4 separate regions of the Homo sapiens genome follow, and regions 1, 3 and 4 are each linked to region 2. The links are chromatin loops, found by intact Hi-C in ENCODE. Cell type or tissue: PC-9. All regions are shown on one strand. Each heading gives the region's core, and the rest is flanking DNA. Links, peaks and the distances in the headings are about the cores only. Region 1 overlaps LOC105378029 (a long non-coding RNA gene). Region 2 has its middle 580 kb from the start of GJE1. Region 3 has its middle 700 kb from the start of MIR4465. Region 4 has its middle 640 kb from the start of MIR4465.

What was found. A loop is a pair of places that touch in the nucleus more often than their neighbours do. Peaks named below come from ENCODE experiments on the same cell type or tissue, not always from the same donor. Only the 100,000 strongest peaks of a DNase experiment are listed, where the experiment ranks them.
Region 1: a loop joins it to region 2, with 10 times the contacts of the local background. A loop is called at or near these places in 3 of 110 quality-filtered maps.
Region 3: it touches region 2 in a loop (2.4-fold over the local background); 5 of 110 quality-filtered maps call a loop at or near these places.
Region 4: a loop joins it to region 2, with 12 times the contacts of the local background. A loop is called at or near these places in 14 of 110 quality-filtered maps.

What each region holds. Positions count from the first base shown.
Region 1 is chr6:141,419,279-141,423,311 of GRCh38, forward strand. All of the region lies in intron 2 of LOC105378029 (a long non-coding RNA gene), which reads left to right. Among named protein-coding and RNA genes, the nearest start is that of GJE1, 710 kb to the right of the region's middle. In PC-9, for the core only: no CTCF peak of the experiment used is centred there; a DNase peak (open chromatin) is centred at 2,313; H3K27ac peaks cover 398 bases.
Region 2 is chr6:141,550,896-141,554,928 of GRCh38, forward strand. No RefSeq gene overlaps it. Among named protein-coding and RNA genes, the nearest start is that of GJE1, 580 kb to the right of the region's middle. In PC-9, for the core only: no CTCF peak of the experiment used is centred there; a DNase peak (open chromatin) is centred at 1,856; H3K4me3 peaks cover 1,058 bases; H3K27ac peaks cover 2,495 bases.
Region 3 is chr6:141,379,432-141,383,464 of GRCh38, forward strand. No RefSeq gene overlaps it. Among named protein-coding and RNA genes, the nearest start is that of MIR4465, 700 kb to the left of the region's middle. In PC-9, for the core only: no CTCF peak of the experiment used is centred there; a DNase peak (open chromatin) is centred at 1,890; H3K4me3 peaks cover 830 bases; H3K27ac peaks cover 409 bases.
Region 4 is chr6:141,324,530-141,328,562 of GRCh38, forward strand. No RefSeq gene overlaps it. Among named protein-coding and RNA genes, the nearest start is that of MIR4465, 640 kb to the left of the region's middle. In PC-9, for the core only: no CTCF peak of the experiment used is centred there; a DNase peak (open chromatin) is centred at 2,092; H3K4me3 peaks cover 359 bases; H3K27ac peaks cover 1,286 bases.

The DNA of each region.
Region 1 (4,033 bases), core at 969-3,468, 130 kb before region 2:
CATCCATCCATCCATCCATCCATCCATCCATCCACCTACCTACCGTCTATCTGTGCTATTGGTTCTGTCTCTCAGGAGAACCCTAATACCCAAAGTGAGTTAAATTGTAAGAAGGAGAAAGAGGAGATGTGGAAGAGGAGGCAGTTGAGGAAAAGCAGTGAGGAGACTTAGGATGATAAGCACTATATTCCTAGCTTCCCTTATGAATGGGAAAGTCCCCATGGGAGGAAATTCTGACAAATGGAGTTTTAATGAAAACGCTCTGTGAGGACTTGTGATATTTTCCTTTAAATGAAATTTAAAGAGCCTTTTTCTCTTTTCCTGAATCCTAGAATAACTTTGTGAATGGGAGCCACATGCAACAGAGAAGTTACAAGGGGTTGAGAGGACATAGAACTAAGCAACCGTAACAGCAACCCCCATTACCGTTCTTCAAATGTTTCATGTCAGGAAAAAAAATGTCTGTATTGTTTATGCCACAATTTTTAGGTCTTTCTCACAGCCAAACCTATCCTAACTAAACTGAGGCACATTTAACCTCCCATGTGCCAGATATAGAGCTGGAAACTCAGGATACAAAGGTGACTTTTGAAATCTGGAGACTGAGGATTAAATATTAAATCTAGTGGAATGAACAGTGATCAGTGTTGCAGTATTACCTGCAATGTGGAGTGCTGTAAAATGAGGTCTGGTAAAGCTTTGTCAGGAAGATGAGCCTTGAATTGACACTTGTCTTAAGGCAGGCCTCATGTCAGAAAGAATAAACTCATTGAATACACAATTGATCTAAATGTAAGTAGTTCTTACGCCAAAATCATGTAATCTGTATGTGAGAGCAATATAAGACAAGCCGTTAATCTACCTGGTGTAGTAAAGGCCAAATACTGAAACACTTCTTGAACTGATCTAACGGATTTCAATTTGTACTCTGTCCTATGTGCAACAGAGCAATATTTGAAGAGTTTTGAGTATTGGCAATGAATTGATTATGCATTTGTTTTTATATACTCTCCAGAAAGGTGGATTGAAATAATGAGATGGAAAATTGGACACTCAATTAGCTCTGAAATAAGACATGGCAGATGGAAAAGGTTGAACAGAAACTAAAGATGATAATTGTAGAATTAAGAATTTCCTTTTTCTTTCTCTAACTTATTGGAATATGGTTACTGAAGCTTCTCATCGTTACCTGAGTATGGCTTGTCTCTGTTTGATGTTGCTGTCTCTTTTAAAAGCACTAGTTATAGTTATGGACTAAACTCTAGCCTCCCTGCTGTTTCCAAGGAATTAGTTCTTGAGCTTCTTTTTTTACAGTATTATTCCTTTCTGGGTGATTTCTGCCACCTCAAAGATTGCAACCACCATCTATATATTACAGTATTAGAAGTCTTTGAGCATATACATATCAAACATAGTAGAGATATTAATAGACATGATTTATATGTCCATATTTAATATTTGGGCAAAACCAATAATGAAAGCACACTGTACCAGGACAGAGATAACTTAATTGGCTAAGCTATTAAATTGAAAGTGTCTGCATCATAAATGAGTAATTCAGCACACCTGGGTATGTATCAATTAGCTTAAAAAACAGGATGTTGGCAAATTCCCAGAAGACTATTTTGTACTCTTCCACTCACCAGTCACTTTTCCCCACCAGCAAAGATAAACACTATCCTGACTTTTGAAGATATAAGTTTGTCATTCTAGTTTGAATATTTTATGTAAACAAAATAATACAAAATATAATCCTTTGTGTCTAGCACCTTTGAACAATATTTTCTTTGAGAGATTCATTTATATTTTGTGTACTCGTAAGATACATATTATTATTTTTGGATAGTATTCTGCTGAATGAACATACATTTATTATTCAGTCTGTTGTTAATAGGCATTTTGGACTAGCCTAAGTAGTGCCATAAAAAACATTTTAGCAGGCGCATGCTGGACATTTATTTACTTTTTCTTTTTTTTTATTATACTTTAAGTTTTAGGGTACATGTGCACAATGTGCAGGTTTGTTACATATGTATACATGTGCCATGCTGGTATGCTGTACCCATTAACTCTTCATTTAATATTAGGTATATCTCCTAATGCTATCCCTCCCCCCCTCCCCCAACCCCACAACAGGCCCCGGTGTGTGATGTTCCCGTTCCTGTGTCCACGTGTTCTCATTGTTCAGTTCCCACCTATGAGTGAGAACATGAGGTGTTTGGTTTTTTGTCCTTGCGATAGTCTGCTGAGAAATCTGCTGGCCATTGCTTTGGTGATGTACCCAGGAGTGAGTCACAAGTTATGCATGTGTTCAGCATTAGTAAATACTGCCTAAGGGTTTTGTGAATTGTACAAATACTTCTATATACCCCTTCACTTGAAGCCTCTGATACTTTAATTTCTTACCAGTTTGGCATTATCTATTTCATTTCAGCCACTCTGATGGTTGTATATAAATACAGTATGTTACTTTTGATTTGCATTTTTTGATGACTAATGATGAGTTGCATTACTTTATCTTATTAATTTGAAAGAGATCCTTATACATTACAATTAAGAATTCTGTATCATATATATGAATATATAGTGAACAGCACCTCCCACTCTATGGGTTGCCCTTTCACCATGAAGTATACCTTGAGGAACAGAAGTTCTGTGAGTATAATATTGTTCATTTTATGAATTATTTTTCTTTTGGTCAGCAATTGTATGTCTTGCTTAAGAAATATTTGCCTACCTCAGGCTCAACTAGAAAAATCTTCTGTGTTTTTTCTCAATGTTTTACTGTTTCATATGTTAAATCTTGATCTGCATTCTGTCGAAAATTGATTTTCACATAAGCATTGTCACTGTTATTACACTACATGGAGTTGTATATGATTAGGTCTCTTTCTGGGCTCTCTATTCAACTTTATAGTTCATTTCATCTATGCTTTTCTAATTAGTATTACTTTATAATAGATCTTCATATCTGGAAGTGGTCCATTTTTACTTTTTATTTTCGTGATTGCTTTGGGTATTCATGACTTCATATTTCCTGGTACATTTTATTTTCCCCTGGTCAGTTTTCACACACACACACACACACACACACACACACACACACACACACACTGGCAGAGATTTTGAACTGTGTTGAATATATTCATTCATTTTGGGAGAAATTACATCTTTAGAATATTGTGTTTTATCATCAGTGAACATGGCATATTATAATTTTTTGTTCTTTAAAATATCTTCCTAATGTCTAGAGCTTTCAGAACAGTCTTCTCCCATGTGTTTTGCCAGATTTATTTCTAGGAATGTAATGTTTCTTTGACGTTATTATAATTGATTTTATATGTTTAAATGCATTTTCCACTTGCTATTACTTTTCTGGAATATACATATAAAATTGATTTATGTATATTGACCTTCTATCCTTGAACTTTGGTAAATGTACTTCTTAATTCAATTTGTCTGATATTTCTGAATATTTTACATATATTGTATCATTCATAAATAATGCAAGTTTTGTTTCTTTCTTTCTCAATTTTACGTATTTTATTTAATTTTGTTGCTTTATTGCACTGCTTTTAACCACCAATATAATAATAAATAGAAATGAAGATAATTGGCATCTCAATTGCAATTCCAAATTGGATGATGGAGAGGAGATGGAATATTTTATCATTTACTACATTAGATAACAGTGTTCTGCAGATACTCTTTATTAGATTAAGAAAATTCCTTTTGGACTTAGTCTGTACAATTAAAAAATTATAATTTTTTTCAAATATTGTTGCTGTCTTTAATTTTGTCAGTCTACTGAATTGTAGTAGATGATTTTCAATCTATGTTAAACCAAACTGGCGCTGCTGGATCATGCATCACTTTGTGTCATGATGTGTTATCCTTTTTACTTATCACTAAATTCAATGTGCTAATAATATGTTTTAGGAATTTTGTATCTTTGTTCATAAGAAATATTGGCCTACAATTTCACTTTTTAAAATATTGTTTTAGTATTATTGCAACAAAATAATACTTTTCT
Region 2 (4,033 bases), core at 834-3,333:
ATTTTATATTCCTCACTTGTACTTCTTTCTTTTTCTTTTTAGTGATTGCCCCAGGATACAAAATATACATGTTTCAATCATCTAAGGTCACTTTCAGATAATAGTATACTACTTTACATATAGTATATGGAGATTATCACAGTATCTTCTCAACTCCTTTCCCACCCCTGTGTCATTGTGGTCATGCATTTCCCTTTTGCATATGCTATACACACAGGATATTGTTATTATTGTTCTTTTAATTAATCAGTTGCCTTTAAATGTATAAAAATAACAAGAATAACAAGATATTTTATTTTACTTTTGTTTATTCCATTTCCAATAATCTTCTTCTCTTTGTATATATTCAATCTTCCAGCCTATAACCTATTTTTTTTTTTCTGTCTGAAGGACTTCTTGTAACATTTCTCATGGAATGGATCTTCTGTTAATGAGATTTCTTATGTTTTGTTCTCAGGAAGTCTTTATTTCCTTTATTCCTTTTAAGCGGTATTTTTGCGGGGTATAAAATTCAAAAATTTCATTTTGTTTTAATTTTCAGCACTGTAAAAGAACTCTTTCTATTGTCCTCTTGCTCTCATGATTTCATACAGGAAGTCTGTTGAAGTTCTTATCCTTGTTCTTTGGAATGTAGCATGTAATTTTCCCCTTCTGGCTACATTTAAGATTTTCTCACTGTCTGGTTTAGGAAAGTTTGATTAATATCCCAAGTTTTGGGAACTTTTGTACTTCTTTTCACTGGACTCTGAGATTTCTTCATGTCTGCTACTGTGTTTCTACTTTCTAACATTTTTACTTGAGTTTTTATTAGTTTACATATCTCTGCTAAAATAATCTATTTGATCTTGCATGTTGTTTGTTTTTTTCCTCAATAGAGTCTTTAACCTCTCATAGTTATTTTAAACTTGTTTTCTTTATTCCTGCCATATGTCTTACATATGAGCCTGATTCTTATATTGCCTTGTATTTCAATATTATATTTATTCTCACCTTTTTATGCCTCATAATTTTCAGCTGAAATTTTGACATGTTGTATAGGCAAGCATATTCTGGTATCTGTATTTGTGTTTGTGTGTGTGTGTATGTGTGTGTGTAAGTGTGTCCGTGTGTCTTGTTTTTTGTCTCTGACACTTAGGTTTTGTCTTAACTCTGTGCCAGTCCCTGGAGTGATCTGTCCCTTGCAGTATTTTTCCGCTGTATTCCATTGCTGCTTTGATTTGATTTTTTGATACTTTAGTGTCGTTTTGTGAGCTGGTGGGGGGGTGCATTTTCCGATGCACTATGTAGGTCTTAGTCTTATGAAGGCACTGAAAAAGTGAATCTCAGGAGTATTGCATCTTCCTAAGTGTTTTGGCTCCTCCTTCAGATGAAATGCTGGGTGTAACATGTATCTGTGTTCCTCTTCAAAAAGTACAGTTTAATTTCTTCTTCTCCGTTCCCCTCCTCAAGTGGCAGTGGGTTTCCGCCAGTGCCTTCAGGCTTTGTATTTTAATGAACTCTGCCATACAGACTAGGGAATATATAATAGTGGCTCTTGATAGAATTTTAGAGATGACTGTTATTCCACTCTCCAGTCAACACTATGGCAAAAGCTTTCTGAGGATACTTCTTCATCTTCCCTGTGAACATCTGAGAAGGGCCTGGGGAGAGGGGTTCTTAAAGAAAAAAGCCTGCAGGAGTACGTGAAACCTGCCATGACTATCTCTCCCAGGGGTTTTATACTTTCACCTTAGCCCATACTTGGCCTTTTGCAATTCATTAATAATTTCCACTTGAAACTACTTTTTGTCTTGTATGTCATTCATTGGCATTTGTCCAAGATAAGCAAATGCTCAGTGCCTGTTTTTGCATTCAGGTGCTTTTCATGACTCACTTCCCTACTTCACATTGTTTGTTTGCCCTATGTGCTCAGTTTTCTGCTAGATTCAAGAGAAGCTGTTTATTTGCAGTCTGTCTAGTTTTTCTTGTAAGTTTACAAGTGAAGCTCTTTCTGGCATTTTGTCTCTCTGAGCTAAAAACAGAAGTTGAATTATTATTATTTTGCCCTCTCCATATTTATGATCTATTTTTAATGTTTTTCTTCTGGATCAACTTTTCCCTGTTTTCTATTGTCTTTTGCTGTCTTTCTGGGAAAATATTCCAACTTCATCTCTCACAGTTTCAATTACGTTTTCATGTTACTATAAATTTAACTTAAAATAATTATATTCTTATTTGTTTGTTTCTTGAATGCACTTTTATTATAGTACTGTCATGGATTTCTAGAAATGTTACTTGCCCTTTCATTCAAGAGAAATTGCACAGTTTCTTCCTCTTCCAAGACATTTTGATCTGTTTGTTTTAAACCATATGTTATATAAAACATATTTATCTGTGTATAAATAGATAGGCAAATATCAGTTATATAAATAACTGGTGGCTTTCTTTTCTCATCATTTTTGTCTGTCCACTCATGTTGCAGTGGGAGGGACTAACAAGATGAAATTAATGTTTCAGGCCAACTCACTTAATGAGGAAAAATAGAAAAGTCATACAAAGTATAAAAATAAATTTCCTTGACAGCATTTTGTAAGTCAAAATATAGCAAAATTTAAGGGTCATGATTTGAGAAAAAAAAACAGATATATTTATAAAAATGAGCCTAGTATTTGGGGCTGATTTTCCTTTGAGGGCATCTGACTATTTCAGAAGGACATCTTATAGGCTAAAAAGCTGATAGTACTTTGATGGCCTCTTGATGCTAGGGGGGCAGGAATTAGAGTATGGAGGACAATGAATGGATAACAATTATGAGTAAGTAGAAATCTTATTATATAGGTTCTGGCAGAAGCTGCCGTTCATATTTGAATCATTTCAATCCATGAAATGAAATTGAAGTAATCCCAGATTGCTGTTGCCTGGCTGAAGTCAAAGCAAACCCTCTCTGGAGGAACAGATCATCACCCTCATTTGCATTATAATTCTACAAACAATTTTGCAAACACAATGGCACAAAATAGAGCATAGCCAGGCATATATATGGAAATAATAAAATTAAGGTAAAACAGTAGGAATAACAAATTATAGCAACAGAATAACAGAATATCCCCATTTTAAAGCTAACTGTAACAGTCTTTTGAGTAACTGCTTAGTACGTTCAAGGATATAAGGAAAAAATGAGAGTTTGAGTAGGTAAAAATACTTTTATGACGTGAAATAGATTGTATGCAAATCATAAATCTGATGAGGTTAATATTTCAGAATATACAAGAAACTCAACTCCGTAGCAGAAAATAAATAAAAACAAATAACCCAATTTAAAATTGGGTAAAAGAAATGAATAGACATTTCTCAAAATGATATACAGGTGGCCTACAGGCATATGAAAAAATGCTCAACATCACTAATCATCAGGGAAATGCAAATCAAAACCACAGTGACATATCACATCACCTCAACCGGAAGAGCTATTTTTTTTTTTTTTTTGAGACAGAGTCTTGCACTGTTGCCCATGCTGGAGTACAATGGTGCTATCTCGGCTCACTGCAAACTCCGTCTCCCAGGTTCAAGTTATTCTCCTGCCTCAGCCTCCCGAGTAGCTGGGATTACAGGTGCACATCACCACACCCAGCTAATTTTTGTATATTTAGCAGAGACAGGGTTTCACCACGTTGGCCAGGCTGGTCTCGAACTCCTGACCTCGTGATCCTCCCACCTACAGCTATTATCAAAAAGATAAAAAATAATAAATGCTGCTGTGTATGTGGACAAAGAGGAACACTTATACACTGCTGGTGGGGATGAAAATTAGTATAGCTGTTATGGAAAACAATGTGGAGGTTCCTCAAAAAATTAAAAATAGAACTACAATATGATCCAGCAATCCCACTATTGAGTATATATTAAAAGGAAATGAAAGCAGTATGTTGGAGAGATACCTGCACTCCCATGTTTACTGCTGCACTATTCACAATAGCCAAGGTATAGAATCAACCTGTGTCTATTAACAGATAAATGGATAAAGAAAATGTGGTATATATACACCATGCAATAC
Region 3 (4,033 bases), core at 557-3,056, 170 kb before region 2:
ATTTCAGTCAACAAATATCTTATTTTTACACTTAAATATCAAGATTTTTTACTCATTTAAGCCTATCTTTTCTGGACTCAGAATTCTATAGCTGTCCCTCTGTATCAACAGGTTCCACATTCAGAGATTCAACCAACTGTGAATTGAAAATATCTGGGGAAAAAACATGATAAAAAGAAATACAAATACAAAAGCAATACAGTAACAACTATTTACAGAGCATTCCCATTGTATTAGGTATTATAAATAACATAGAGTTCATTTAAAGTAGGTGGGAGGATATATATAGGTTATGTGCTAATACTGTATCATTTTATATGAGACTTGAGCATGCATTAAATTTGGCATCTGTAGGGGGGTTCTGGATGACTCTACTCTGTATTTCTATATAAAATAGTGAAGTTTGTATTATATGTTTTATTTCTACTGAATAAGTAACATATTATGTAAATCTGAACCAATGTTTTTTACTCAATTAAATAATAAAAACTCATATTTATTCTTCATTAGGAAAAAAAATAAATGAAAAATGATTCAACCCAAATTATATGAGCAGAATACTTCACTAATTTTTTACATATGAATTTTAAGAGTTCGACAAAGAAAGAGATGGAGGTAAAAAAGGGAACTAGAAATCCCAACACCAGGACAAACCCAGAGTGTAATAAAGGCAAAAAACAAAACAAAATGAAACACCACCATACTGTTTCTAACAAGGCAAACTTTCTCATTTTCAGTTATTATCCATTGTTAAATGCTAAATGAAACAATAGAATACACATACACTTTTCTTCTCTTCCTTTTCCTTTTTCATCTTTAAAAATGATTATAATAGGCCAGGCATGGCGGCTCACGCCTGTAATCCCAGCACTTTGGGAGGCCAAGGCTGGTGGATCACCCGAGGTCAGGTATTTGAGACCAGCCTGACCAACATGGTAAAATCTGTCTCTACCAAAGATGCAAAAATTAGCTGAGCAGAGTGGCAGGCAGCTGTAATCCCAGCTACTTGGGAGGCTGAGGCAGGAGGATCACTTGAACCCAGGAGGAGGAAGTTACAATGAGCCGAGATTACGCCATTGCACTTCAGCCTGGGCAACAAGGATGAAACTCTGTCTCAAAATAAATAAATAAATAAATAAATAAATAAATAAATAAATAAATAGAGGTTATAATGGTTTTTATCTTGCAGAATTATTGTGACATTAAGTTAAATAATATGCTAAGAAATCTCAATCCCTGTTGTAGGGTGAAAACAAAATAAATGTTAATTTTATTTCATTTTCCTTTATACAAATGAAGAGTTTGAAAGTCTGGATAACATTTCTGTTAGATGCTGTAACACTTGGGATTTGGAAAACACATTGCTCCAGATTATAGTTTAGGCCTCTTTGCCTTAGAAATAAGATGTTCTATAGTTTAACACAGAGGCAGAAAAAATTCGAATATATACATAAAAAAGAACTTGTGCTTAATATGTTTGGTGAATTATTTAACTGCCAAGATTGCAATATTGCTCCATTCAACAAGTAAAAAGAACAGAAAGTGGGCCAAGCGTGGTGGCTCACACCTGTAATTCCAGCACTTTGGGAGGCTGAGGTGGGCAAATCAAGAGGTCATGAGGTCGAGAACATCCTGGCTAACACGGTGAAACCCTGTATCTACTAAAAATACAAAAATCTAGCCGGGCTTGGTGGCAGGTGCCTGTAGTCCAAGCTACTCTGGAGGCTGAGGCAGGAGAATGGCATGAACCCGGGAGGCGGAGCTTGCAGTGAGCCGAGATCGCGCCACTGCACTCCAGCCTGGGCGACAGAGGGAGACTCCGTCTCAAAAAAAAAAAAAAAAAAAAAAAAAAAGCGGAACAGAAAGTGAAAATGAGTCATATTGAACACGGAGCAAAGTCTTTTTGGAATGAGATATAGAGTATCAGAGTGACTTATTAACTCTTAGCTAATACAAAGAAGCAAAGCCACACAAAGCAAAATAAATCCTGTGAAACATTCCCATGTTTAGATTTTTAGATGTTTTACAGATATTATGTACGCATTTTACAGATACTATGTATACATTTTACATAATACCTGTAAAAAGGATTAAGTAGAGTATATTTACTGGAATAATCAAGGAACAACTATTACAAATAATGTAAACTACTCGAAATGTCCTATAATATCTCAAAAAAGGAGACAGGATTGTATAATTTTCAAGTATTTTCCATAGATGCTACTATTGATAATAAATATACTAAACATATGAAAACATGGGCCATGCTTAATTTTTTTACTTCTTAAAATCATTGAATAATGATTTTTTATATGTGTCGGGAATTTAGAAGACTTCCATTAAAGTTAATTTCAATAATATTAGTTTATTATTTCCATATTTTAAGAGAAACTAATTATGTGACCTAAGGTAATAAAAAAGTTTCAAAATTAGATTTATTTTCCATCTGTATGATAGATGCTGAGTCTATTTAACAGTATTTAATGACTAACTGTGATTAAATTTGCAATTTTGATAGAAACTATGTAGAAACTAGCAAAAATAATGAACATGGAAGCATGTGATATGCATCTTAAATTTCTCAATGCAATTTATAGAAGTTGTATTGAAGTACATAGAAATAATTTTATAATGAAAACAAAAAATTGAATAAGAAACACAGAAATTTTCAGAGATTTTCTTTAGCTGTTTGATAGTTTGCATTTGCAGTCTGTGCTGTCATTTGTCAAAGCACCTAAATATACTGAGAAACGTTATAGACTTAATATTTTTAATTTATATAGGAAACTGAAGACCACGTAAAAATATTTTAATAGTAGTAAAGTATTACTAATCCTCAGTGTATATTAATTAAAATAAAGTTAAATTTTTATTAATAATTCTATCTTCTTTTATATTGCTACTCATAGTGTAATAATTACTATATAATAATGTTTACACTGAATAATTACTGTTATGTTTACAATATTTAGTTCAGATAATTTGAACTAAAATTAGAGTGATGATATTAAGACTGAATTTATATATTACATATGTATGTAAAGTGTGTGTGCAGTACATATGGATAGCTAATTAGAAAGATCAACAGTAATAGATATTCAGGTAAATAGAATTGATGGGGTGGTACAAAAGTAGGCAAATAAATGTATTGTAGATCCCAGTTAATGTTAGAGCTGAGGAATTCAAATGATTGAAACCCATGATTTTTCAAATAAGAACACTGAAGTCCAGAAACATAAAGTAACATCTCCAAGATCATGGAAATGAAATTAATATTACATTAATAAAATAAATATACAAATTTTTTTAAATTACAAAAATTTTTATTAACTGAATCCTCTAAAATAGTTTAGAAACATCCTCTGAGATATCCCCAACTGAAAAAGAACTAAAATTAAGGAGTACAGGTTTTTGGCAAAATGATAAAAACAAATTTTATGGCTTGTCTTTATCGCTTGGCGAGTATACCATAAGGAAATTTTCCAATACATGTTTTGAATAATTTGTATTTGCCATAAAAATATGTATTTTTTATTCAGGAATAAAAAATCTGGAATATGAACTTTAAATATTTATAAATATATGTTTTGTCTAGATGTTTTAGTATAAATTAACAAATATCTTATGCAATAATAGTTATTTTAAACACCATAACCAAATATGTCCATATAATCAGAGCTATTTGTCATGTGCACTAAATATGTTCATGTTCAGATTTTACAAAGAGAAACTCAAAATCATAATTTGCTCTATATGAGATATAGAGTTTAAAGAGTCTAATTGATGTCTAAGTGGCATTCAGAAAAGGAGAGAAATAAAATGGGACCTAGACAATATTTGAAGAGATAATGAATGGGATTTCTTTCTCAAAAATGATGAAAGAAGTCAAACTAGATTCAAGAAGCTTTATAAACCTCAAGCAAGATAAATGACTACAAAGCTTACCTACCCTTTTGATAACGATACAGCTAGAAATAAAGATATAATCAAATTTCTATAAATATTCCAATATCCCCACCCTGAAAACTGAGTT
Region 4 (4,033 bases), core at 937-3,436, 230 kb before region 2:
TGCATATCAAAGAATAATGTGTGATATACAAATGCAGTGCCTTCCTATTCATTGCTAGTGCTATTGCACATTACTTTTTAGTGGCCAAAAGTAACAGAGAGAGTAGTTCAGTTGTAGTCCCTGCCTGGTGGAATCACAACATTCTCAATTCACATGACAAGCCATCCAGGGAATGAAATCCCCTATCTCCCAATATATGTGCTAGTCTTGGCAATAAAACACACAGGTAGAGAACAAAACAAATGGGGATCTAGTAAAAGTGTTTTGTCTATTTAAAGTTTCTTTACAGAGTTACTAAGAAAAATGACAGGTCAAAAGAACCACATATGCTTGTTTGAATTGACAGTTATTCAAAACCACAACTTCCATATTCTTTTTTTTCCTCTTTTGAAGTCAACTCAATTTCAAACCAGTACCTACTACAGGTAAACCAGTACCTACTACAGGTAAACCAGTACCTACTACAGGTAAACCAGTATAACACCCAGCATATTTCCCAAATGCTGTCCACCATCATGCCCATGTCATTACAATAGAGTCTCCTTTGGCATTTCAACTCAGGCTATTTACTATGAGCTTCTTTTCTTTTAACCTCTATTCATTAAGCACATCTTACTCTTGCTGAAACAGTAATTATTACCATTCACATGAAGAACAAGACAATGTCATCAAATCTGGCATTACTATTTAGTTTGTACTTTCAGAAATAATCAATGCTTTAAAGATAACATAAGAAGAATAAAATTTGGAAAAGAAGAGATGAACATTCATGGTAGAAATCTTGAAAAACAAAAGTGAATCAAGTGAATGGGAAATAGAAATAAGTCAAGAGTTCATCAGGTTACCACGTACAAGATCAATAAACTAAAGTTAATTGATTTTTGTATAATATTTACTGGGAGTAGAGTTACCATAAAATGCAAAATGCTCCATTACATTTGAATTTAGCATAACCAATGAATAAATTACTGCTATAAATGTAACCTACATATTGCATGGGACATAATTATATAAAAAATTATCCTTTGTTGCTAAATATGTCAATCTTAATTGTGAAAAATATCATATATACTTATGAATATATGAACATATTTTGAAATATACATGTTTGTATAAAAATAAATACCTGTGTCCGCGCCCCACACACAGCTTAAAAAATAGGACACTGACAAACATTTTAAATTTCATTCTTTGCTTTTATAAATATTATAACCTCATCTCTCCACCTTTAGATGACCAATATACCAAAATAATTATTTTCATGCTTTTTAATATCAGCTTACCAGACTCAAATGTATTTCTACATAATGTATTATTCACATTTACCTGTTTATAAAAATATTATAATAATGTTTTGTACTGGTTATATTATTGATTAATTTTTGGTGAAATCATTCATACATACTGAAGCATGCTCCTGTATTTCATTATTCCATGCAATCCAACATATACTTTGAACATACCAAAAGTTATTAATGTACTATGCTGCTTATAAGAATATGCAATTTATGATTTATTTGGAATATATTATTTTACTAAGTTTTATGCAAGACTGTATATATTATATATTCATAATATACAATATATAAAATCCAAGGTATACATATACATACAAATTTATATCTATATCTATAATTTTATATACAGTATCTTCCCCCCTTATCCATGGGGAATACCTGCCAAGACCGCCAGTGGATGCCTGAACTGTAGATAGTATTAAATCCTATATATACTCTTTTTCCTGTAGATACATATCTATGATAAAGTTTAATTTATACATTAGGCACAATAAAAGATGAACAATAATAAAAATAGAATAATTATATACATGAATAAATGTTATGGGAACGGGGTCTCTTTCTCTTTTTCAAAATATCTTGTCGTACTGCACACTTAGATGTGTAGTATAATAAGATATTTCCTTGTTATGATGTGAGATGACACAATGCCTATGTGATGTGATGAAGTGAGGTGAATGAGGTAGGCATTGTAGCATTAGGTTACCAGTCACCTTCTTACAATAGTCACAAAGAGATCATTTGCTTTGAGTGATCCTGCATCATCGAGCTGTGATGATGTTGATGATGCGGATGACTAATAGGCAAGTAATGTACGCAGCATGGATACACTAAATGAAAGAATGACTCATGTCTCGGGTGGGACAAAACACCCACGACATGAATCATCACATGGTACAGTGTTTCTTCAGGGTATTCAGAATGACACACAATTTAAAACTTACAAATTGTTTATTTATTGAATTTTCTATTTAAAAATTTCAAACTGCAGTTGACTGTGGTAAACTTAAACTGGAGAAAGTGAAACTGGGTAAGAATACGTTTTGCATCTGTGTATCCTGACAATTTCAAGGAACACACATTAAAATTAGCTTATTAAGGTATGCACATGTTTAACTTTATTGGATATTATCTTAGTATGTTCAGGCTGCTGTTAAAAGAAAAACAAAAGCTGGGTAGCTTACAAATAACATACATTTATTTTTTACAGTTCTGGATGCTGGGAAGCCTAAGATCATGGGAAAGGTAAATTTAAAGTCTGGTTAGAGTTCACTTTCAGGTTTATAGATGGTGCCTTCTAGCTGTGTCCTCACATGATGAAAGGGGTTAGTGGTCTCTTTGGGGCCTTTTCAAAAGGCACTATGGAACCACACACACAAACACACACACACACACACACACACACACACACCCTGGAATAGCCAAGGCACTTGTGAGAAAAAGAACAAAGAGTTATTACATTACTAGATTTCAGACTATGCTATAAAGCCATAGTAATTAAAACAACCAACATGGTATTGGAAAAAAAAATACACACTGACCAGTGGAACAGAATAAAGAGCCCAGAAATGAACCCACCCATGTAGGATCAGCTGACTTTCAACAAAGGTGCCAAAAATACGCTATTGAAAAAGGACAGTCTCTTTAATAAATTGTCTTGAAAAAATATGACTTCCATAGGCAGAAGAAAGAAATTAGACCTTTACCTCACACTATATAAAAAATCAACTCAAGATGAATTAAAGACTTAAACATAAAACCAAAAACTCTAAAAGTACTAGAAAAAAAACAGGGGAAAAACTACACGACATTGGTCTGAGCAATATTTTGTATTTGACTCCAAAAATGTTGGTAACAAAAGCAAAAATAGACAAATGGGATTACATCAAACTAAGCAGCTTCTGCACAGCAAAGGAAACAACTATGTTGACGTAATTGTTAATCTAAACACTAGGAAAATGCAAATTAAAATTACAGTGAGATATAATCATACTTCTATCAGAATGGCTTTTATCATAATGACAAAAGGTAAGAAGTGTTAGTGAGGATGTGAAGAAAAGGGAACCCGTCTACACTGTTGGTGGGAATGTAAATTAGTACAGTTATTATGGAAAGCACTATGGAGTTTTCACACACAAAAAAAATAGAATTATTACATGATCCAGCAAACCCACTTCTGGTTTACCTAAAATATTTGAAATCAATTTGTCAAAGAGATGCCTACACTCTCAGGTTTACTGCAGCACTGCTTGCAACAGCCAAGGAAAGTAATCAACCTAAGAGTCCATTAATAGATAAATGGATAAAGGCCAGTAGCGGTGGCTCACACCTGTAATCCCAACACTTTGGGGGGCCAAGGCGGGTGGATCATGAGTTCATGAGATTGAGACCATCCTGACCAACATGGTGAAACCCCGTCTCTACTAAAAATACAAAAATTAGCTGGGCGTGGTGGTGTGTGCCTGTAGTTCCAGCTACTCAGGAGGCTGAGGCAGGAGAATTGCTTGAACTCAGGAGGCAGAGGTTGCAGTGAGCTGAGATCGCACCACTGCACTCTAGCCTGGTGACAGTGAGACTCCATCTCAAAAACAAAATAGATAAATGAATAAAGAGCATTTGGTATAGATTCGCTATGGAATACTATTCAGCCTTAAAAAAGAAGGAAGTTCTATCATTTACAATAACATGGATAAAATTGGAGAACATTGTTCTAAGCAAAATCAGTCAGGCACATA